Linked DNA regions of Mus musculus: regions 1 and 2 are each linked to region 3. The links are chromatin loops, found by intact Hi-C in ENCODE. Cell type or tissue: left cerebral cortex. All regions are shown on one strand.

Evidence for each region. A loop is a pair of places that touch in the nucleus more often than their neighbours do. Peaks named below come from ENCODE experiments on the same cell type or tissue, not always from the same donor. Only the 100,000 strongest peaks of a DNase experiment are listed, where the experiment ranks them.
Region 1: a loop joins it to region 3, with 7 times the contacts of the local background. A loop is called at or near these places in 32 of 42 quality-filtered maps.
Region 2: it touches region 3 in a loop (15-fold over the local background); 19 of 42 quality-filtered maps call a loop at or near these places.

What each region holds. Positions count from the first base shown.
Region 1 is chr15:54,409,841-54,417,840 of GRCm38, reverse strand. Colec10 (collectin sub-family member 10) reads right to left here and starts at 7,067. Exons shown (of 6, transcript NM_173422.3): 1 at 6,916-7,067. The coding sequence starts at 7,063. In left cerebral cortex, a CTCF peak has its summit at 3,796 (motif pointing right); a DNase peak (open chromatin) is centred at 4,907.
Region 2 is chr15:54,275,118-54,283,117 of GRCm38, reverse strand. Tnfrsf11b (tumor necrosis factor receptor superfamily, member 11b (osteoprotegerin)) reads left to right here and starts at 4,634. Exons shown (of 5, transcript NM_008764.3): 1 at 4,634-4,903. The coding sequence starts at 4,871. In left cerebral cortex, a CTCF peak has its summit at 3,947 (motif pointing right); DNase peaks (open chromatin) are centred at 3,955, 4,505, 4,821 and 4,959; H3K4me3 peaks cover 1,213 bases; H3K27ac peaks cover 1,015 bases.
Region 3 is chr15:54,065,361-54,073,360 of GRCm38, reverse strand. No RefSeq gene overlaps it. Among named protein-coding and RNA genes, the nearest start is that of Samd12, 170 kb to the right of the region's middle. In left cerebral cortex, a CTCF peak has its summit at 3,195 (motif pointing left); a DNase peak (open chromatin) is centred at 3,172.

The sequences.
Region 1 (8,000 bases), 340 kb before region 3:
GCAGGGCTAGTTCTTCTGATGCGACACGATTCAATTAATAGATATGGTATCAGTGATGCATACACAAGCATGGTGGTTATGGTGTTAAGGAGAGAGAATAAGTCAGATTTTATTTCTCTTTAACACACTTGCCCATAGCAGTTCAGTGGAACCATAAGCAAAAGCAGTGCTTGAGTTTTCTTCCCTTTTAAACAAGGGCTGTGATCCCCATACATGTCAGCAGCGCTAAAAATAAAATAATGGATGAGCCCTGTTGTAAACTCTAAGTGATGTGCATATAATTTGCTAAAAAGATACAAGTATTGTCAAGTGGCAACAAGAGACCTGAAATGATGCTTACAGAGTTCTCAAATCAAGCACAATCATAGTAAATAACTCCCCAATATTAAATTATTTAGATGACATTTCACTTGACTATCTGGAGTTCAGAATTTTATTGCATGTATTTACAATCCAACGCTAAAAGAGCAAAGATAGCTATAAAATATAATTTAGAAGACCTTTATGATAGGATAGAAGATTGCAGATCAAATAATTTAATGCATAAAAGCAGGCAGACTCATTAGGGAATGAAATGGTATGAGCTGTGACTGTTGAGAAAAGCATTTTTAAAAAGTTGCCAGGTTGTACAAGTGAAGTTCCAAAGGCTAAATAGAGAACAAAAAGAGATATAACTTGTTGCCTGACCTATGCCTCCCAACAGTGGGTGGAGGAGAACAGAATATGTTGCCCAGGGTAGGCAGTAGCTGACATAATGCTTCCTGAAGAAGGAGGAGGTAGAGGAAAGAAAGAAAGAAGCAAGAAGCAAGAGGAAAGGAAGAGGAAAGGAAGAGGAAAGGAAGAGGAAAGGAAGAGGAAAGGAAGAGGAAAGGAAGAGGGAAGAGGGAAGAAGGAAGAAGGAAGAAGGAAGAAGAAGAAGAAGAAGAAGAAGAAGAAGAAGAAGAAGGAAGAAGGAAGGAAGAAGGGAGGAAGGAAGGAAGGAAGGAAGGAAGGAAAAGAGGAAAGAAAGAAAGAAAGAAAGAAAGAAAGAAAGAAAGAAAGAAAGAAAGAAAGAAAGAAAAAGAAAGAAAGAAAAGGAGGAGGAAGAGGAGGACAAGGATAAGGAGGTGGGGGGGGGGGGAAAGAGAAGTATATATACTAAGTCTTTCATGTGGCTCAACTCCTTCTTGCTCACAGTAACACCATGACATAGGTAGAGAATTCTCTTCCCACGTGGCAAGTGAGAAAAACCAGGCTTTGATATCATTTGCCCCAAAGCTCATTTAATCCCCATTAAAAGCCCACTATTCCAACTTTAGGAATAAATGATGTTAAGTCCAGGTGGAAAAGTAGAGAAAGGGAAATGCAAGTAAATGAAAACTGGGGTCTCGGAATTGTGTGCCCTGGAAAACTGAAGGTGAGTTTGAGGTGGGACTAGAAGCTAATATGAAGTTCCAAAAAGGGGCAAAAAGTTGTGATCTTCCCAGGGGAGGTGCATTTGTAAAGCCAATTTGTTAAGCCTATAAATGAATTTTTGAATGGAAGTGGAGAGAAAGCAAGTTTATGGTGACCAGTAAGAGCAACAGAAGGGGGCAGAAAAAATAATTATAACTGAGATGCATGCTAGAATTACCTTTGTTTTAAAATAAGCTTTTAATGGGTATGACACCCATCTCTCCCATTTACAGTTGAGGGCACCAAAAATTTTAGGCAGCAAGGCTAATTATATACATATATGTATACATATTATTATATATACATTTATAATATGTACATATATACACATATATTCATATATAACAGGTATCCATATATTACATATACACACATATATACTTATTGAAGATCTCAAATTTAAAATCATACACACATCTACATCTATATCTATAACTATATGTATATCTATATCTAATCTATATCTATCTATCCATACAAAGCCAACAAGTTTTATCAATATGCAAGAGCCTGTTGCTATGGTCTCAATCAGAGATTTGTACATACAGAAATAGTTACATAATAGAATTGGGGAGAGGTACAGAATAAGGATTATGCCTTTAATAAAATGTAACAAATAACTTTTAGGATCACTACCATTCACTGCCCCTGATTTACACTTTGATCAATGAGGGTTTTATACTTCCCCTCTTAACCTATCTTTGAAACATTATCTTGGCATCTACTCAAAAGGAAATGGGGGAGGGAAAATGGTCCCAAATACCCTCAATGTGGAATCTAAAAGTTAAAGAAACCAAACTACTTGCTTACATGCTCTGTAAAAATCACTTGCAAAGACCACGCAGCTTAACATGTAGAGATGACCTCATCAGTATGATCCTGTGTCATGCTACACATTGATCTCATAGACCTCTTTTTTTCTAATGCTATCTTGTCAATCCAAGCAACCACCACACACTGTGAGGTCATGGATAATGAAACAGGATGGGTGAAAAGGTCTAGGTTCTCGGCTCTACTTGGAACTTTTCCACCAACGCCCGTGAGACTGGCATGACATTAGTATGCCTCACTAGACTTCAAATTCACAAAACTGGGCTCAAACCAAATGATCATTGAGAGTTGCCTGGCAGGTGATATACGTCTAACCTAAGGAGGTGAGAGATTCAAATCTTCCTGGGCATATCCAATTTTTTATATGAGGACGTAACAAGAACCCTTCTTCTTCCTGGAGGTTGAGAATTATTTGGAGAAATAACCAAAATTGCATCAATTCTGCAATATAGAGCCACATTAAATACTAAAGAGGATGACCAAATATATGTCTCTTTTCCATGATTAATCAAATTTTCAGGAAAAGCTTATTCCTCCCCATGGGGGTGATCTTCACCCATCTTCCCTCACAGCATGGCCTCTCTTAGTGAAAAAAAATAGCTGTGACACACATATGCCATACATGTATTGCTTTGTGCATAGATATGTGTGCTCCTCTCCCCCTGTGTGAGTTTCACAGGGACCAACGAAAGTTTTAAGTAAAACTCAAATCAGGTAGCTTCTGGCTCCATACAGTACTCCATCACACTCAGCATGGTTTGAGGGCCATGGTCTGGCTAACTAGAGCATTCAGCAGGCTGACTGCAAAAGAGAATACAAATGGAGCTGTGGTGAACCCAAGTCTAACTTGCCCTTTCCCACTCAGTGGCATTACACTAGTGACTCTGTACCTCTGAGCTTCAGTTTCTTTATTTGGCCAATAGAAATTATATATCCTTTGCCAAGTTTATTGAGATAACTAAAGGGAACCATGCGGCAAAGTACGTACATAGTTTCAAATGACAATACTTTATTTAGCATGTGTTACTACAGTAAAATAATGCTTACTTCCAAATAAATGAAGCACCAGTTTTAATGATTAATGAGGATATATACGTTCTTTAAAGATACGTTAGTGTCCAATATCACCAACAGACTGAGGCGATTTGAGTTCAATGTCCTGTGACAATGAACAACCAGTTACTATCATCAGAAGGTAGCCAGTGGCTGTATTTTTAAGTGTGATATAGGACAACTACAAACTAAACTATATCATGGAATGACTAGACCTAGACAAGAGGCCAAGCAAATTCAAGAATAACTTTAGCTCTAACTGAACTTGGGAGCTCTACTTGGCTTTTCTAAAGATTATTTCCTCATACATATGCCTAGGATATTGATAATAGAGATGGGTAGTGTGAAAATTAAACAGGACAGTGTATTCAAAATCGACTTGCAGTTTGCCAAACATCTGCCAAATACCCCTTACTGATTTAAAAGTCTTTAAAGTTTTTATTAATTTTTTTCTCATCCATGTTGTTTACAACTAAAACCACTAGAGGTCAGACTTTCACATAAGTTGTAAAAAGAGACTGCAGTAGGAGGGATTAAAAAATATTTTCTGCAAAGCAGTATAAAATAAACATTTCAGGTATAGAAAGAAATATAACATTGGTGACTTTTAGCAATAAAGTCTTTGCAACTAGAATGCTTAACCCCCATATTGTTACTTGGTGCATGTGAGAGTCAGGCAAAAGAAAGAAAAGCCAAACTTGTTAAATATGCATTTGTGATATCTGTACAAGGTTAGTTTATGGTGATTCATATATCTTCAAAATAAGAAACATATATGATGAAGGCCAAGTTTTCAGGTGAAGAAGCTGAACCCTGAGAAGATCAAATAGAAACTAGTTATTTTCCTCTGGTAGGATGCAATTCAGAAATGATGCTAAAAAGAATGCCTGTCTATTGAACAGCATATTCTATAACTGGATAGTGCTTCATCTGCAGGTCTGAATAATTTATTTAGTTCCCACTCTCCCGAACAAATTTAGAGTTACATTCTTTTAATTGTCTGTTTCTCGGGGAACCTGGAAATTTCCGAGTACAGTATTGCTGTGCTGGTAAACACAGAAATGAGATGATTATCCATGGTGGAAAGATACTAAAGAAAAAAAATCCTATAACTTGGCCCCTTATAATGTCTCCTTGGCCATCAAGCTGTGATTCCCCCTTGCAAGGAGTGCAGTATTTAGACCTGCCTTCCTGGAGTCGGGGAGGCCTATTGTAGTTCTTACAAGGAATAAGAAGGTCCCATGTGTGTTCACCTCTAGTACTGTGCCTAGAACAGAGGAAAGGCATCAATACACATACAGAGGTTACTCCACTGTGAAGGCCGATACAAGTCAACTAGGAGCTCAGCCAGAGCTTGTAATCCATTTCCAAGCTTGCTACCTAGAGACAAGTCCTGAGATGAAATCTTTATCTTACCTCAAACCTGTGTTAGATAACATTTGGAGCCTAGAACTTGGGAAATATTCAGTGTGATCCGGAATCATGGAATCTCTTTACTGAGAAGGAAACATAGAACGCCTGTGGTGTGAAGACTACATGCTCCACTAGAGGAAACCATATCCGCATCTAGAAGATGTGAGACCATGAAACGCGGTGTTCTGAGGCACTGTCTCAGCTCCTCCTTCAAGGCACGCTTGTGGCTCTACCCTTCTGCACCAGCTTAGAATCTGTTCACAGTTCTCTCTGGGCTCAGCAAGATAGGCCAGCTTCCGAAGTTTAAAACGGTACTTGAATCTCTAATAAGATGACTCTACCTTTGCACTAGGTGAAGACATGACTAAAGAAGACTTATGGATGCTACTGGTTCTCAATAAACTCCACGCTAGGTTGAAGGGATAAAATGAAATAAAGTTGTTTAATTTTTTGGAAGGTAGATGCCTTGTTTTTTTTTTTTTCTCTTATAAAAACTTGCATTGCTTCTCATCAGGTAGATGAGGGTCATCCTCAACTTGAAATTCCCCTGCTTCAACCTCCTGAATGTTGTGGTACCTGGCTGATTTTGCAGAAATTTAAGATTTTTACTCCATATTGCATGTGGCCTTTGGAAAGCCAGAACTAATGAATGTTTTTCTTAAGCTCATTCGGCAGACTTGTTCCTGTCAGTACAATTTCTGTTGTCATCTGCTCTGCAGTATCATGCCCAGGTCCCAACTCAATACCCTCTCAGAAAACCTATGAAAAACAACTTATCTCTTTATTGCTTATGACACTAATATATTTAGTGTACTGCTGTGCCTAAGATGGGGACTTAAAATATACAGTCAATGTCTAGTAGTTGAATTGCAAAGGACATAGTTGTTGGATGGGAATGTGTTATGTTCAGGGTATTTAATTAATAGCTTTTTGTGCATTCTTATTCCATTGTAAAAATTGCAGCTTTTCTTCAAGGGGGAAAAAAACCATCAACTAGATTCTCTCAGTTGCACATTTGAGGAAGACTTTAACATCCAGTCTTCAGGACACCACAGGGAAAATGCAATTTCCTTGTATTCTGAGAAAGGTCCAGTAATAGACTTCAGTAAATACTATTTCTAACCAAAACTTTCCTCTCTGAACATTTGCCCTTACATTATTCATTTATTCACCACGGAAATGATTTGGAAGCCCCAAGGTCTCACTGTGACTCCCTCCGTTTATTTTATGGTATCAAAGGTTAGAAGCTGGATTGCAATCACAGGAGAAAATTAATTCAATGATTAAGAAAAATGCACTTTAAGCAATACACATTTAAATAACTGACAAGCATCGAGCCATGTTTCTTTCCTGCCTTTCTTCTTTTAAATCTTTTTTTTTTCTATTTGAGATTTTTTTAGCAGCTACAATTCTTCCTTCCAATAGCCTCAGGAAGCATAGCATGAATTACTAATAGAACAGAACCAATCTGCAGTGCAGTGACCACTTTCAGAACAAAAGGGTAAGAGCTGACACAAGGAAAACAGATTTATTTAACTGCATGCCCACCCCTCCACCCAAGGAAAAAATATCAACAACAGCTAGTGCTAGAAGGGGATTTGGACCTTAGACCTTGACTCTACTTGGGGAGGGGGGGAAGCAATATTTTACCATTCTCCACTGAAGGCAGTTGACCTCAGAGATTCCACTTTCAAATAAAAATATTCGTTTGTATTCTACTTTGGATCTTTAGTTAAAAATAATCTTCCACATTGGAACTTAGGAAACCATTAATTACAAAAGATATACTCTAGAAAAAAAAATTTGCCTCCTAGCTAAATTTCTCTTTAGAATCAATATGAGTGAGGAAAGAGAAGAAGGAAGGCAGCTCTAGAATAAAGGAAAGTGGTCTAACCAAAAGGTTATGAATCCTCACCCCCATCTAAACGCACTGGAAGAGGGTCTCAGGGTCCTCAGTGTTCGACATCACACTTTTATCCTAGGATTCCACCCTTTTCCACCTTCTCTAACTTACAATCCAGGGAAGCCTATAGGAAATAACTAATAGTCTACTGATTTGAAAAATAGACAGGAAATCAGAGGAAACTCAGAAGGAGGGGGAGAGAAGCCACACAGCAGCTAGGGTGGCTTTGAGGCGAGGAAATAGATCCATATATTGTATGAGATTTGAGGTTTCTTCCTCACCTTTAGGTCCTGGTGAAATGGTATGTGTGGCACAGACTTCTGCAGCTGATCGACTATCAACATCCAGACCCAGACTCTGAAAGTGCAAGAGAGCTAGCAGCAACAGCATGGATAGGTTGCTTCGAAGCAGGACTCTAAAGCCATTCATGACTGTGATTCTTCAACAGAGGGTCTCCAAGACACACGAAATAAACAGCATTATTTTTTTTTTAAAGTAAAACCTTCTGCTACAAACTAAAACAAGGAGGTATCTGGAAAGTACATTCCAGAAATGGCTGCAAAGGCAAGCAAGGAGGCATTCCCTTGGTTGTTTACTTTCTCAGGATCCCAAATGGACCATACATTGTCCAGACTGTTTCTTTTCCAATGACAACAGTTTATTGAAAATTATCTCTAAACTAAACACTCAGATATTCAGGTCAGTGCAAACCTCTCCATAAGCAGAGAGTACAGAGCTAACTGGTGCTTAGACCTCCAGCTGGCTCTGTAGTTTGCATTGAGTTGAATTCTGGGAGTGATGGGGAGGTTGTGACCTGAGATTTCTGCACATTTTGCAAGCATCAGGCATGGCTTTGAGTTTCTCATAATGGAGTGCTCGTGACTGAATGTGGCAGTTGATCACAGATGTTGTTAATAATTTCTATGACATACCTCTTTCTCTTGAGAGCATAAATTACCCTGAGAGTAAGCTCCAAATGAATGAATTTTTTTCTGTAAGTCAATCTGGTAATAAGAATGAAAGCTATTAAAAATGCATATAATTATGGTCTGGCACTTGTCCTTCTAGCACACTATCTCAAGGAAATAACATAAAATGAAGACAGCTTTATTTGGAAAATGGGACAAGATAGGAACAGATATGATTTGTCTCTCTCCACAATAATAGCTGACAAGTTATGGTAAAATACAAATATGTGCGTGTGATGTTTGTAGCAAGTTCTTTACTTAATTGTGGAGAAAGTGTCCAATTATATTTCTTAAATGACAGATGATTTTTATATAGACTGTATGGATTTGAGACAGACGGGTAGACATTATGGTGATCGAGGTCCCTGTATTTCTCTGTATATCTGTATTCTCATCTA
Region 2 (8,000 bases), 210 kb before region 3:
CTGGATATGGCAGTCTCTAGATGGTCTATCCTTTTGTCTCAGCTCAGAACGAAGACCAGTGTGGACACTTTGCCCCTTCTTAGAATTGGAAACAATCACGCATAGAAGGAGTTACAGAGGCAAAGTTTGGAGCTGAGACAAATAAACCACTATTTTGATGCACAAATCACATGAACATTGAGTCACTTCAGTGTAGTAGCTATTTATCCCAACACTTGAATGCAGAGCCTAGAATCAGCTAGAGAGCAACTCCATCAAAAAAGAGCTCCAATTGATTTTGGTGTTTTCATATACTTTGTAGATAGATAGATAGATAGATAGATAGATAGATAGATAGATAGGTAGATAGGTAGATAGATAGATAGATAGATAGATAGATAGATAGATAGATAGAAAGATAGATAGAAAGATAGATGATAGATAGATAGATAGATAGATAGATAGATAGATAGATAGATAGATAGATAAATACCAAAACCCAAAATATTTCCATCCAATTCTTAACACACTATATAATACTTTCAAAAATCAGAAAATTGAGGTTTAGAATATTGTTAATGAAGCAACCAGCAAACATGAATGAAAAGATCAGACCTGTACCCTGTCAGCACTATGATTTTCTTTCTATCATTCTATTTCAGAATGAAGGTTCTTCTTCATTCTGAAGAAATAATGAGGACTATGTTCTTATTCTTCAAGTTAATGTTCTTTTTATACGCACAAGTTCAAAATGACTATTCTTGATTTTCAGTGGAGGAAGCTTAAGCTTGCAATGTTTTAAACACCTGATCAGTCACCTTGTCACCTCAGAGCATGACCTGTCTCTCGGATCACCTAATCAATCATTGTCCGGGTTTCAGCTATCCCGATTATGATGATGGTTATAAATGATTTTCTATATCAGGTACGGAGCTACTGTGCTATAAAGATAAATTGCTCTCAAACTGGAAGCACACAGTGTTCAGGTGCCATTTTTCTAAATGTTAGAAGTGACTGCTCTAGAGGACAGAGAGATGGACAATGCTGTTGGGGATAATCAACATCATGAACAGTGAAAATGTTTTAATATAGGACTTCATTTAAAGATTTCAGGAGAATGAATTTGTGTTATATTTGAAAAGGTATTGCCTCGAAAGCCAGCATCATGCATCCCTCATATCCAGCAACAGAGGTTAAATTTACTGGACTCTTGATTACTATCCCAATGGCCTCTGCCTGTAAGGGACCTCCCTGTCACGGGAAGATGAATGTAGTCTTCCAGGTTACCATTCAAATGTATCCCCTTGGGATTAGTTCATATCTTCAGGTCCTTTCCAATTAATTCTTGAGATGAACTGTAGTTTCAAGTGTCCAGGGCCTGCTATCCACAGTGGAAGATCACTTAGGGATATCCCAAGGGGTTGGTCAGATTGGTACCCGAACATAACAAATGAAATGGCCAATAACTCACAGTCTCTTGTCAGTTTCCTGCTAGCAAGTGATTAATGAAGAGCCCACAGTCAAAGTCTGAGATACATAGTCAATACCCGGTCTATTGTGTGATTCAAGATAAATGATGTTCCAATTTGTGTCAAGTGACAAATGATAACCAAATTAGCATCACCATTTCAGCTAATTACCCTATTCCCATGGCCGCCACTAGCATGCTTCTCCCCCCCCCCCAATATTGCAGGGAGCCAGAAGCATGAGCTATAAACTTTAGGGAATACCTCAGGAAAATACAGGGTTCCTGCTCCCAGGAGCATAAGTTCACCTCGTGCTCCTACAAGTTTCCTAAGATCTTAAATTGTAACTAGCAACAATTAAAACAGAATGAAAGCCAGAATCAATGACACAAGAGTATAATCCCAGCATTAGAAAATGATTCAGGCAATGGGATTCATAGTTTCAGGTTAGCCACGCCTAGGTAGGCAGTCCAACATAATCTGGACTACAGAAGACTGTCTAGAATTAAGTAAGGAACCTCCACGCACACACAATTTATCAAAACCTGTGTGATATTATTCTCTCAAGTGTTTTTATGCTTTATCCAAATCCCCATCCAAATCCGGAAGTAGTTCCAATCTGTAGATTGATTAACACTCTACACAGATAAAGATACTCAAATGACTTAGTCATTTGTCTGAGGTTACATAAGTAGGAAGATGTGGAACTAAGGCTTAAAACTAGGGATCTGGACTAAAGGATTCATATCTGGTTTTCCCAAGATCAATTCCAACTGGAATTGAAGTGAGGCCTGGTGGTGAAGACCATAATCTTAGATCTCAGTAAGGTTGAGGTTGGGGTCAGTGCAGACTTCCAATCCAGCTGGGCCACACTATCTAGTGATGATGCAATAGTAACCATGCAGAATTCATACCATGGGGAGATGGTTCAGTCAGTAAAGTGCTTGCAGCACTTGCGATACAATTATGGGTACTAAAGTATGATCCCAGGTAAACACAGTACTGGTGCATTCCCATGTTTCTAGCCCTGTGGTGGGGGCGACTTTCATGGTATCTGAAACTTATATTCAGCTAAGGTTGATATTGGTCAGCACCCTGGATCCTTCTGTCTCCATCACCTAAGTGCTGGAAAAATAAGGTACAGGATAGGCATGGCAACATGTGCTTTTAATCCCAGTCCTGGGATGGCAGAGGCAGGCAGAGGCAGGCAGAGGCAGGCAGATCTCTGTGAATTAAAGGCCAGCCTGATTACAAAGTGAGTTCCAAGATAGGCAGAGCTACATAGACAAACCATATCTCCAACAAGCAAGCAAGCAAGCAAGCAAACAAACAAACAAACAAACACCCTTTGCCCCCCCCACACACACACCCTGCAAACCCTTATTTTAGTAAATATTTCCTATTAGCACTAATTTACATTGCGTGCATTTGTTATTTTACTCTTACAACTAAGAAAATGTGGACATATATTTAATATGATTTTAAATGTTTTTACTTGCTGTCTCCTTCTACAACACCAGGGTTGTTGTTACAGCAGAAACAGGCTTAGAAAGACATACATATTTTTATAATCTATGTCTCAGAATGTCATACCTTTTGGAGGGTAGGGTGGGGCATAAAGGAGTTAGCTTAAATTTATAACTCCATGTTATAACCCAGTATTGTGGAAAAGTTAGGGTAGGGACTTCAAATTTGTCACATCACATCCAGAGCCAAGAGCTGAGAGAAAAGAATGCATGCACGTGTACTTGCTTGTTTGTATCTTTATTTCTGCACTTCTAGCTCAAGACACCTTGCCTAGGGAATGGTTCTGCCCACAATGGGCTGAGTCTTCCCACATCTATTTATTAAGGCAGTGCCCTACAAACAGACCCACAGGCCAATTCTGTGTAGATAATCAATCTCTCATTGCAGCTGCTTTTCCAAATGATTCTAGGTTTTGCCACTACTGCACCCTGACATCACGTTACATTTTGAGAAAAATGTTTTCAGCTAATATCCCAGACAACTATTCCTGAACAGAAATAATAGCTCTGCCACTTACACAGGGCTTGAAAGTTAACATTTAGGTTTATTTGGATGGTAAGTGTTGTTATCACACTGTTGTTGCAGTAGAAACTAAAACACAGGAGACTAGTATAGAATCATGCAGCTTTTCCTTCCTCCAAAATGTCTTGATGGAGTGAACTACTTTGAACTCATGATAGCATGAGATCCATCGTGCTGTGAAGAGGTGGAGCTCCTCTTGTTGACAGAAGAATTTGCCCTACTCAGGAGACATCTCACTAACCCAGCTCCTGATAGAGAAGCCAGTTCTGCAAGGAGTAATCACGCTGTAAGCATCACATTATATGCAGGTTTGAGTGACCACCTACAGCTGACTTGAGAGTTGCCTATGGCATCTTGGAATGGGAATTCAATTTGGAAACAGTGACTTCTAACCAGTGAGACGGCTGATGGGTGGGAGAAGAACCTTATTTTGCAAATCTTTAAACGTGCCAACAGCAGAGGGCAGTGAAGAGGCAACTTAATGGGTGAAGAGGCGTTTGACCAGAAGCTTAGTGGTTAGGACTCTAAGGAGCCAACAACCCTTTATGAAAGAGGATGCTGGGAAGGGAAGCGATGCTTGTAAGGTTTTCCTACTCCAGGTACAAAGAATTTATTCTTCTGGTTCTCCCTAGCTTCTGACAACCCAGGTAAATATGAGTTGGACAAATAAATTCTTTAACGGGCCCAGGACACTTTGCATGTTAACGACTACAAACTCTCAGTCGTTTTTGAGGACAATGCCATCCCTACGCGAGAGGGATTATTTGGGGAGCTACAGAATCTTTGGGAAGGAGTTTAGATAATAGGCCAAACGAAAACCTCAGCCTTCTCCCAGAAAGGGTACAGTGACTGAGACATGTGGCAATAGGCTGCTGAAGTTGAAACCTCGGGTAGAGGAGCCAGAGCCTGGAGGCTGCCCAGCGGCTCCCCCAAGTGTACTCAGCCTCTCACCACAGGTCACAGCTGCCCTGAGGCTAGCCGCTGGCAGAAAAAGCTTCGGAACTCCCAGAGGCAGCGGGACAGCTGCTGCCTTGTTCTTCAGCTCAGCGGTGGCTTTCTCCTTCTTTTCTTCTTCCTTCCCCCTCTCTCTCCCCCTGCAGAAATCAGTCATTCCCTTCCCTTGTCCCACGCCTCCGCGCAGGATCCTCCCACTCCGGCTCCTAAAGCGTTAACCCCGGAGTGTCCCAAAGCCCCACCACTAGCTCCCAAGGTTCCTAAAAAGGAACAAGGTTTGTCCAGACAGAGACTAATAGATCAAAGGCAGGGCATACTTCCTGTTGCCCCGACCTTATATAAAACGTCATGATTGCCTGGGCTGCAGAGACGCACCTAGCACTGACCCAGCGGCTGCCTCCTGAGGTTTCCCGAGGACCACAATGAACAAGTGGCTGTGCTGCGCACTCCTGGTGGTAAGTCGTGGGCAGGAGGCTGCTGACCACCTGGGCTCGGGACCTCCCCTCCTGCTGATGGGGACCAAGCCCGGCTACCTCAGGAGGGAGCTGGGGTTTGGTTGGAACACGAAGCCTCTTTCTAGCTACAGCAGCAGGCTGCCCTGAAGAGTGAATGGCTTTTTCATGAAAAGTTCCAGCTGAGTTTATGCAGATGGGAGAGGGACACGGAGAGAGGCCTTTTTAAAGACTTTTTTGCTTGGTTTTTATTCATTTTATTTACCTTATTTATTTACTTACTTATGTTCTTATGTGGAACACCATACCTTCGCTTCACCGAACTTTTTTATTACTGCAGGTGTTGGAAAGAGAGGCCAGACTTTTTTGAAACTTCTGTAGAAAAGTTTGGATGGAGAGGATAGTCTGAAACAACATTAGCCTAACTTACATATGGGTTGTGGGCAATACAGAAAATATTCTCTTATTTTTCTGTGCAATTTGCTGTTTTACTAAAGTTCTATTAGTCTAGTTCTCAACTTCAGTAGTGTGAAAAATATGAACAGACTAATGATTATTACGTTGTAGAATATAGTTAAACAACCAGATCAGTTCAACTATAAAGAAAGATGGTTCAAACCTGTTTTGAAACGTTGTTTGGAAAATAAAGGAATCTCTTTTATTGGCTCAGGCATTTGGCAAATTGTTATTTAGGTTTATAGACAAGTTTTTTCCATGCCCCAAATTTGTTTCCTTCACATCAGTAGCCTGTGAAACACATGAAGTTACAAATCAGACAGAGAAGTCTGTCTTTGAGTGATTTCTCTGTCTGGAATGCACTAGAGTCAGTGTTTCAATTTCATCCTCCTGCTCACATAGTGAGAATTAAAAACTATGTAGTCTTTCCCTGAGCTTCAGGGACACACAGACAATCATATGTAATACCAAAGTCACTTAGGAAAAAGTGGACAGGAGAGTATACATACATATGCCAACTTCATGTGTACATATGCAGATATGTATACATGTATATACATATATATTACATATATCCACTAATATGGACATATGGAGAATTTTCTAATTTTACTTTATTTTAGGTGTATATGTGGTTCCCTTGCATGTATGTCTGTGTACTGCTTGTGCATCTGATGCTAACTGAGGCCAGAGGAGGGCATCAAGTCCCTTAGAACCGGAGTTACAGACAGTTGTGAGCTGCCATGTCGGTGATGGGAATGAAACCCGAGTCTCTGGAAGAGCAGCCAGTGCTCTTGCTGAGCCATCCCTCCAGTTCCACTAAGAAGAACTTTTTAAGAAGTGCAATTTTTAGAGACAGTGAGATGGCTCCATGGGTAAAGGCACTTACAACCAATCATTGTGAACTCAATCCTTGAAAACCTGTGTGGAAGGAGAGACCTGGCTCCTGACGGGCATCCTCTGATTTCCACTGACACACTCTGGCACATGTGTATCTGCACTGACACACAACAAATGAATGGAAGTCTCAAAAGAGGAAAGAGCATAGAGTGCTTTGCACAGGTGGTAGTGCCTAAGTGCCTTTATCAAATTGAGCACCCATGAGCTGGCAGAAAGTGCTACAATTACATATCAGTACCTCCCATAAAGGTCCGTGCATCCCTCCCTTTTTACTACTGTGTTCATAGTCAGAATAATAGATAGCACAAACAGGTTTGGCATGTAATTAAACTTTATTATGAACTTCATGTAGTTTTCACATTGGGTCTTTTCAAAGATCTCAGAGATACATCACTAGTGTTGGATATACAGAACAGTTTGCTTTGCTGACTCTCCTGTATTCCATGTTTCTATGGCCTCATAAAAATTTAATTAATTTAGGTGTTGGCTGGTATAAATAAGCCCATGGTTAATATGGTGATGATTTTATTCTTTCTAGCTTCTTGTATTCTGCCTTTACATTTTGGATTTTAACAAAATAGCATATATATTTCTCCCCATAACTGTTCCCAAATAGAAAAAAATGTCATAATTTTATAGGTGGTCTATATAAGGAGATATGTACCTAAATATTACTCATTTTAGATAATACATTGTCAGAAGTGACAGCTTTGAACGTGTCTTGAATATATAAAGGAATAGAAAGGATCTTACTCTTTCTTTAGTTGCTAAGGTTGACTTTATTTTATGAATGGTTGGAAATGGACACACTGAGTTTGCATGTGGAGAGGACGAATTTCCCCTGGCAAACAGAGAGGTGTGGCTGTAGGAACCTGACTCACTACAGATATTTAGCTCTTTGTCTAAGGCATTGTACTAGTCAGTGGGAACAATGTTAGCATCCAGTGAGGTATCATTGGTTCCTGACTTCTGGACCTTACATCCTGTTTAAAGAGGCAGATTTGAGACAAGTATTGCATGTCATACCCGTTCCTAAAGAGGAAGCTCCAGATGATTGAGGAATTATCAAAAAAAGTCAGCCTTTCTTCGTGAACTCATAAGGGAAGTTGCAACATGGTGGTTCTCCACTAGACCCAGTTCAAATATCCACACACCACTTACCTGCAGAATAACAGACTGCATTTCTTCCCTCTGAAGTTCCTGTCTTCTATAATATGGTTGCAGGGAAGGGAGGTGCATGAATTAACACAACCATTGAAGTCCCTGCTTCTCATTAGCACTATCCATATGACAACAGGTAACTAGAGGATGATATAGAACCATCTATATAATGGAAGTACTAACAATTCTCAAAGAAAGGGATGACCTCCCACTCTCACTGTGAGGGGGCAAATGGACATGTATTGCTGGAGATGAAGACATCCAAGTGAGAGATGGAAAACCATGTGGTGGGTGAAGTCTACACTGGGTTCTTCTGGGAGAGTCGAAGGTATGCAGGTGGAGGAGAGGAGCGCAGTCCTTAGGTTAGCATTCCTAGAACGTTCACTAGCATAGTCAAGCAGAGAGCTCTTTGGTAAGGAGATACCATTCATCATCCAGAGTCATTTCTTTCCTCTTTGCCATGTGTTACTAGGTGAGCAGAGAATATCAACACGCCTGACTTAGGTCTTGGCTTTAACTCTTGTTAAATCCCCCATCGTCCATCATGCAGTGTCAGAACACGCCCTGAACTTTTCAAAGCCAA
Region 3 (8,000 bases):
CACTTGGCATCTTTCTCCATCATTTCTACCTCTTATACCTCTTATTTTGGAGGTACCATCTTTTCCTGAAACTGGAGCTGTTTTATGGTTTTGCCAGGTAATCAGCAAACCCAGGATTTCCCCTCTGCACATGCCCAGCACTGGGACTTCAGACACCCAGTGTAGTACCAGGTTTTTACGTGATTGCTGGTACCTCACCACAGGACTTTATGGTTGCACAGTAAGAACATTGTCAACTGGCTATCTGCCCACCTCTCGTCTATGTAATATTTATAAACAATGCCTTGTTTTGCTTCAAAAATAAAATAAGCATAAATATAAGAAAAAGTAATTAGCTAATTGCTTCATTACATTATTGCAGTTTTTAGAGGAAAAACATACCCACATATTGCTCTAATAAATTGATAATAATAAAGTCGTAGTTTCCATTTCTATTTCAACCTATACACATTTTTAATATTTTCTCAAAATTAATTTTCTTCATATATGTATGTTAAATAAACAACATAGGGATTTTATTTTGTCCATCTGTTCTGTGATATTTTGTTGGAGGAAAATTATCAACTTTACTGACACAAAATTTTTATAGTAAATAAGATATATATAAATGTTAGAAAAAATCAACACTTAAGGCCAAAACTGGTAAAGTTTTATTAAAACTACATTTTGCAGTAGATTCTTTTTTAAAAATCACATCATGTTCACATAATCATTTATTTAGTTTTAATTCTATCACTTCTCAATATTTTGAGAGTAAACATTTTCCTTGAAAATACTTGTAGCAGAAATCTTACTGTAAGCTCCTTTTACATTCGGTAAACTTAATCTTATGTTTAGCTTATGCTTGAGAGCCACCGTGTAGATCTAGGAGAAACAGACCAGAGCCTTCAGGCATCCTGCTTACATTTCTTCTCACAGTGTAGACCTGGCATCTTGATTATTTCTCTTGGTTTCTTCCCTTTTTGTGTACTTGCACAGTGCGTTCCTCTCACACACTGAGTAAGCGCCACAGCTCTGCTCATGCATCACTCTTCAACTGTTTATTATAGCGAGTTTAGCTGTGTTATGGCATGCCAGGACATCAATTCTGGATGTTTGTAAATATTTTCCTTCTGCTTTCTCATGCCTATGCCTGTATAGCAGGACAAAAAAAAAAAAATGAAATTTAGAAAACAAAACCCACATAGCTATTTCTTTGTCTGAAAGATATTGCTTAAATGCAGAGATGTGTAACATCATGGGAATTCGAAGTCTGGATTGATCCTGAAGGAAGCTTGAAGGATTCTGAACCATAAAGCATCCCCTGTTGAAAAAGAAGGCAATAGATGAGCCCACATGAGTTAGAGGCCAGCTCTGCAGCTGGGGGTTTCCTCGATTAACATCCACGAAGAATCCTGTCTTCAAGAGGAAATGACTAAGCGTGCTCATTTGAAGCGTGCCTGCATATTCTCGAAACTCAACTGACGCTGATGTCACAGCAAATGCCCAGAAATTAGAACAGAAAAAGTAGGTTTATGTGCTTGTTTGTTTGGTTCGTTGGTTGGTTGGGTTTTTTATGATGTTTGGTGGGTTTGGTTTCTGTTTCCTTGTTGTTGTTTTGTTTGTTTGTTTCATATCCAATACATGAATTTCTGGGCAAGATAAATATTCAAAGGCTGATTAAATTTTATTCATTTCCATTAGTTTTTTTTTTCTTTAATTTTCTGTGAATGTTGATGCTCAGATTGTACTTCTAGTAAAGTGTTCTCACCACCTAGTCTCTGTCTGTCCTGGTCACCGAGGACACATCTGTTCCAGCTCTTCTCCATGTGGCTGGATAAGCATCTACCCCAGGTCCTGAGACAGAAGGTAAACCTTCCACAGGAAACAGGATCAGCAGAGGCCTCAGGGGGCTGCTAGCACTTCTATTTATGTTTTTGTGATTTAATCTATAGTTTCATCAAATCGCTGCACATATTTCTGTCACCGTGTTATTCCATGGCAACTGCAGTTTCAATATTTCCCTGAGAAAAATAACATTTCGTAAATCCAGTTTTTATGACGCATATGACATCTCTCTAACAAGGGACGGTGGCTGTTTTCCCTCAGCCAAGCCCTGTTCCCATACAGTTCCCATACATACTAACCCAAACATGGACAGAGACAAAATTTACCTCCTGCTCAGATAAAACAAAACAAAACAAAATAAAACAAAAGCAACAAATAATAACAGCAGCAGCCCTGAGAAATGGAGCTGACCTCTTGTTTCCATTCTAGTGGTTCTCAGCATCCCTAATGTTGTGACCCTTTAATACAGCCCCTCATGTTGTGGTGACGCTCAGCCACGTTACTACTCCATAACTGTAACTTTTGCTACTGTTAAGAATTGTGATGGAAATCTCTGTGTTTTCCTGTAGTCTTAGGTAACACCCGTGATAAGGTCACACCACCTCCAAAGGGGTTGTGATTCACATGTTGAAAACGCCGATTTAGACTATCTACGTATCCCAAAGTCGTCATTTATCTTCAAGAAAATGAAAATAAAAACAAGTAGTTGGATAAAGGAGAATGACCCAACAAGATGAGCTGTGATAGTAAAGACTTGGCTGGGGTGGGCTCGGGGTTAGGGGACCCCTGGGACACATGATAACAACGTTAAAAAAAAAGCTACAATACAGAGCTTCAACCGTGTGATGGGAGTCGAGCTGTTGTTGTATAGAATCCCTAACTCTTCCAAGACTGGGAATTTCACTTTTGAATTTCTTCTGGTTCCCAAAAACCCGACCCAGGCACGTTCCAACCTCAGTCAATCCTCCTGAAAATACAACACTCAGTCAGGGGTTTCCAGCCTGACAAAAACCGTCATTTTTGCATGCCAACTCCTTAACTGTGATTATATTGATCCATGTGCCCGTGAATCAAAGCTCAGCATAGGCCCAAGACCTTGAGCCGTTCACCTCATAGCTCATTTTGACAGACTTACTTAAGGAGGTGTTTTGTTTTGTTTTAACTGAGCTTTGTTGCCTTTTCCAGCTAAGAATATCCTCAACTTCAAGGCCAAATTCACAGGCTTCTACAGTGGGTCCTGGAATTCATCTCCATGTAAATCAGCCTCGCTGCCAAGGCATGGACTCCGCAAGCCTCCCTGGTAAAGACCGGCTCCTGGTGTTAAGTGCCTACTGCCAAAACGCAGTGTGGTGTGACTGCCATCTGCTGGCAGGGCTCTGGCATTACAGAATGGGCTACCATGAACTTTCTTGGCTGAAGCACTCCTTTGCAAAACATAAGCTTTTTCTGGAGAAATAAAAGACCCAGTTTGATCATAAATTTTGTCCACATTCAACACCAAAATCCCCATGCATTTTGAGGAAGAACTACAGAATCAGTAGAAGATTGATTCTGGATTGTGGTGTGCTTTCCAATTCTAAATCCAGTGAAACAATGGGTTGTTAGCTACTAACCCCCTATTTTCATCAGCTACTAAGTTCCCTCAGCAAAAGCCCAGAAGCAGTGCTGATTCCGAGAGTTCTTGCGCTATGAAGGCCATCAAGAGCTAAATCACTTGTCGTCTTCCTCATCAGCCATCACTATTAAAAAAAATCGTTTCTCCTTAAGAGAAGATTGTGTTTCTTAGAACCCAAATAACAAAACATTAAGCATTGAAGTTTAGAAGATGAGAGGGTTTTTTCTCGTTATATAAGGCACATCTCCATGTTTAATGATAAGAACTAAGTGTTGTTCTTGCATCAAGCATATTCTTGAAATCAGAAGCAGATACTTGCTCGTTCATGATGCCGGTTCTTCCAACTCGTACCTGTACAGTTTATGGAACCTCACAATTGGAAGGCACGTGGTCGATTGTAGTGGATGCTGCTACTCATTTCTATGTGTAAGAATGAGAACTTGATACTCAATGTGAATGGAGTACAACAGGGATGAATTTCCCATAAAGGGCAGTGCCCCACCACCACCACCACCACCACTGTAGGATAAAACCAAACTTCTTGAAAGAGCCTTACCATGTTAGAAGCAACTAATGTAACACAGAAACTCATTGATGTTCATTAGCCGAGATTTCTTTACTAAAGGGCGTGGGAGTGAGATCTATGTTCTTACAGAAATCAAAAGGGTGCTTCCAATTTTATTAAAGTCAAATTTATAAACCAAATGACTCTATACTTCTGAAAACATCATTTCTTCCATTCCTGAAACATATCCCTTCTTAATAAACAGTCACACATGGATTTGGGTACTCTAGAGACAGACTTGCACCCACATTTCCAAGTGTTGGCAAACTATCTCAACAAAATCAAATCTATATACTGCTTATGTCTACAAAACCCTCTTTAGTCCTGTGTGTCATCATCTTGTTAACCATGGCAGAGTTCTACTAAATGGTCCCTCAATCCATTCTTGCCTCCAGGTTTTAAATTTTTGGAATTATAACTGGAGTAATCTTTCTAAATGAGACTCTAATAGTGACCAAACCTTAAGGCATGGTTTATACAAGCCCTTCAATGATCTGACTTTATTTATTTATTTATTTATTTATTTATTTATTTATTTATTTATTTATTGCTTCCAGTATCTTCCAATCACTCACCTTATCCATCAACACTTTCAAACTTCTTCTCTTACAGCCCTTGAGTTCTGCTCCCATTGGGAGTCTTTAGATCTCTCTGATCTCCTAGGCACCAGATTTCTGCTGCCAAGAAAACAACACCATCTCGCTTTGGTGCATCTCCTCCATCGCTAATCTGCTGAAATCAGACCCTTTCTTCAACTACCAAAAAAACCCAAACAATCAAACAATAAAAGAACTATAAAACAACCATTTTACTCGTCTTGTCGACACCTATCTGCAATTAACTTGGAACTTTTCTGCCTGCAAATTCTCTTTTTATTCTGCCATTAAAAGGCAAAACTATGACAATGGAGATCTTCAGCATCATGTTGCCAGTAGCCAAAACAAGCCTAGTACACAATAAATATTTCAGGAGAAGTGTATCTGCCTGTACAGGAAGACTCTGGGTACATTTGTTCTTAGCCACATTTTCCTAGGTTAAAAAAAAAAAATGAAGGCTGGAGAGATGGCTCAGTGGTTAACATCACGGGCTGCTGTTCCAGAGGACCTGGGATCAATTGCAGACATGGTGGCTCACAATTGTCTGTAACTTCAGTTCCAAGGCTTCTGACACCCTCATATAGACATACATGCAGCAAAACACCAATGCGTATAAAATTGTTTAAATGAGAAAATAAAGACATTTTTTAAAAATCCTATTAATCCTAATTTTTAAAAAGGCTTTGCTTTAGCACCGCTTCTGACTAGAAATTCCATGATAGTCTGAGCTTAGATATCAACGACTGTATGCTTGGTATATGCAGTATTAGGTCCTCAGAGAGGATTTATATGAAATCAGCCAATTAAAAATGGATGTCTGGGGAAAATGTTTGAAAAGAATATAAAGAAGCCCAGGCAAGGAAACTGACAAAAGGCCTGTAGGGGAGCCCTGGAGCAGACATTAGTTAACACCTTCAGAATCAGAGGCAAGGGATCTAGGCTTTCATAAAGTAGACATGGAGAGCATGGGGAAGAAATACCAGTGGGGTGCAAAACCCAAGGACTTCCTTGTTCGCGGGCAACTCTAGTAGAGCAGCTCCGTATCTCCAGAGAATTCGGACAGAGTTATGTAAAACATGAACAGCAAACATTAGAGTAACGAATGCCTTTGTAAGGAACATCCCACAGAGACTGGATTCATTAAATAATACACACGAAGAATTTGGAAATAAAAGCTATTTATTGTTTGGTTCTTAAAGGAATTTGGACATCCGGAAGAATTGCCTGGTAAGTTAAATACTTATTCAAGAATAGAAAGTAAATATCACAGATATGTCATCCAGCCAAAAATATATATGTGTGAGTGTGTGTGTGTGTGTGTGTGTGAACACATGCATATATTTTATATAATTGCAAATAAATTATATTTATATAATTTATTATATAACAATTGTAAAATAGTTTATATATTTTATATAAAAATGTATATTTCATATATATGAAAATTTAAAATAAAAAGATAAATGATATTTATATATAGGGAAATTTTCATAAATATAAAAATTGAAAACAAAAAGGAGGACTGTAAAAAATAATCATTAGGCAATTTATCCAAAAGAACAAAAAGGTGCCCTGGTACCTACACGATAACAATTCAATGATCAGATTTACCTGTGAATAGGTCTGTAAAATTGCCATTGTGGTCTCTCGGGCATTGGCTAGTAACAGAAAAGAAGGCACCTCAGAGTCTCGAACCGATTTTGTGTGCAAGGTGCAACAGTTTTCATCTCCCTGAGAGTAAGGAAAACAAGTCCTGTCACAGTGTTAGTAAATGGGCGCAGTCACCGAAAGTAAGTTTGCATTGAGGAAATCTGTAGAGAGCTATCGGAATTACTCAGCGTTTTTCAGCGTGCTTTGTCAATTGGTTTTTATTATTATAGACAAAAGCAGTTGGAGCTTGGTTAGCCTAATGCAATGGTTCTCAAACCTCCTAATTCTGACACTTTAATGCAGGTCCTCATAGTGTTTTGATCCCAAACCACAAAATTATTTTTGTTGCTACTTCATAACTGTAATTTTGCTCCTGTTATAAATTGTAATGTAAATATCTATGTTTTCTGATGATTTTAGACACCCCCTGTGAAAAGCTTGTTTGACCCCCCAAAAACTAATCACAACCCACAGGTTGAAAAAAACTGGTCTAAGATGTGGCCATCCTTCGACTAACCGAAGCTCATTCTGATATCTGAATCTGCTTCGGAGAAATGTAAACAAAGTCTATCTGATTCATAATCCAGGAAAACATTGGAGTGGATGTTAGAGTTTGGTTGTGGGATAAGTCAGGAGACATGGCCAAACACTAAACTGCTGGAGGTTCCAGAACGCTGGCCAGTGTGTGTGGTTTCCCCACTGCAAAGCCTGGGATAGCTCTTTGTACACATGCACATATGCCGACAGTGACCCTAACAGTTCCTCACTGAAGACAGAGAGATTTAATAAGATACAAAGGTTGTCAGTTACTCCCCTGACTAATAGCAGGGATATTAAATAATACCTGCACAACATGAAACAGTGCTATACAGTAAAAGTCAGATAAAGATTATTTGCGTTATTCCTATTACATAGCTACTGAAAGGGAGGACTAGCGAAGCTTTTAAACATTCCCGAAATTATACAATCAATGCATTGCAGAGCTGCAATCCAGCCCCTGGAGCCTTTTGACTCTAAAGGTCAAGTTTTTACCTCTTTTTTTTTTTCTTTTGTTAAGTAACTTAAAGTGACCCATTGAAGACACAGAAGTGATGGATCAATGACAGAGAGACACAGAAGATAGAAACACGCAGACACAGGCAGGAATTGGCACAGGTAGAGTTGCTTTTAGTAATTGACTCACAAATTGTGGGGTCTGGAAAATCTAAAATCTATAAGGCAGAATAGCAGCCGGGAAATTCTGGCAGTACTGACTTGGAGGCAGTCTGAGGCCAGAGGCAGTCTGGAGGCAGAATGTGTTTGCCTTAGAGAGGGCTCAGCGACTTTGTTCTTACGATTTATAATGTATTGGTTAGAGCCTATCCACATTGTGAGGGTAATTTGATTCTCTCAAAGTCTTCTGACTTAAGTGTTAATCATACTTCTTAATTAATGTTTTTCTATTGTTTATATATATATATATATATATATATATATATATATATATATATATATATAATTTACTCTCTAAGAGATTTAACATGTAGTTCAGTGTTAAGTATATTCAGGATTTTGTGCAATCTGAATATTTTCATGTTGAAACACTGAAGCTTTAAAAATATCCACACAACCTCATGTAGGTCCCAACTTATTAAATCATGGCTCACAACCCCCCATAAGAAATGGCATAACTAAATGGGGGGTTTCAAAATTTGGCAATAATAAAAAGGTTTACTACACACAATGATGAAATATGAACTCAGAAGCA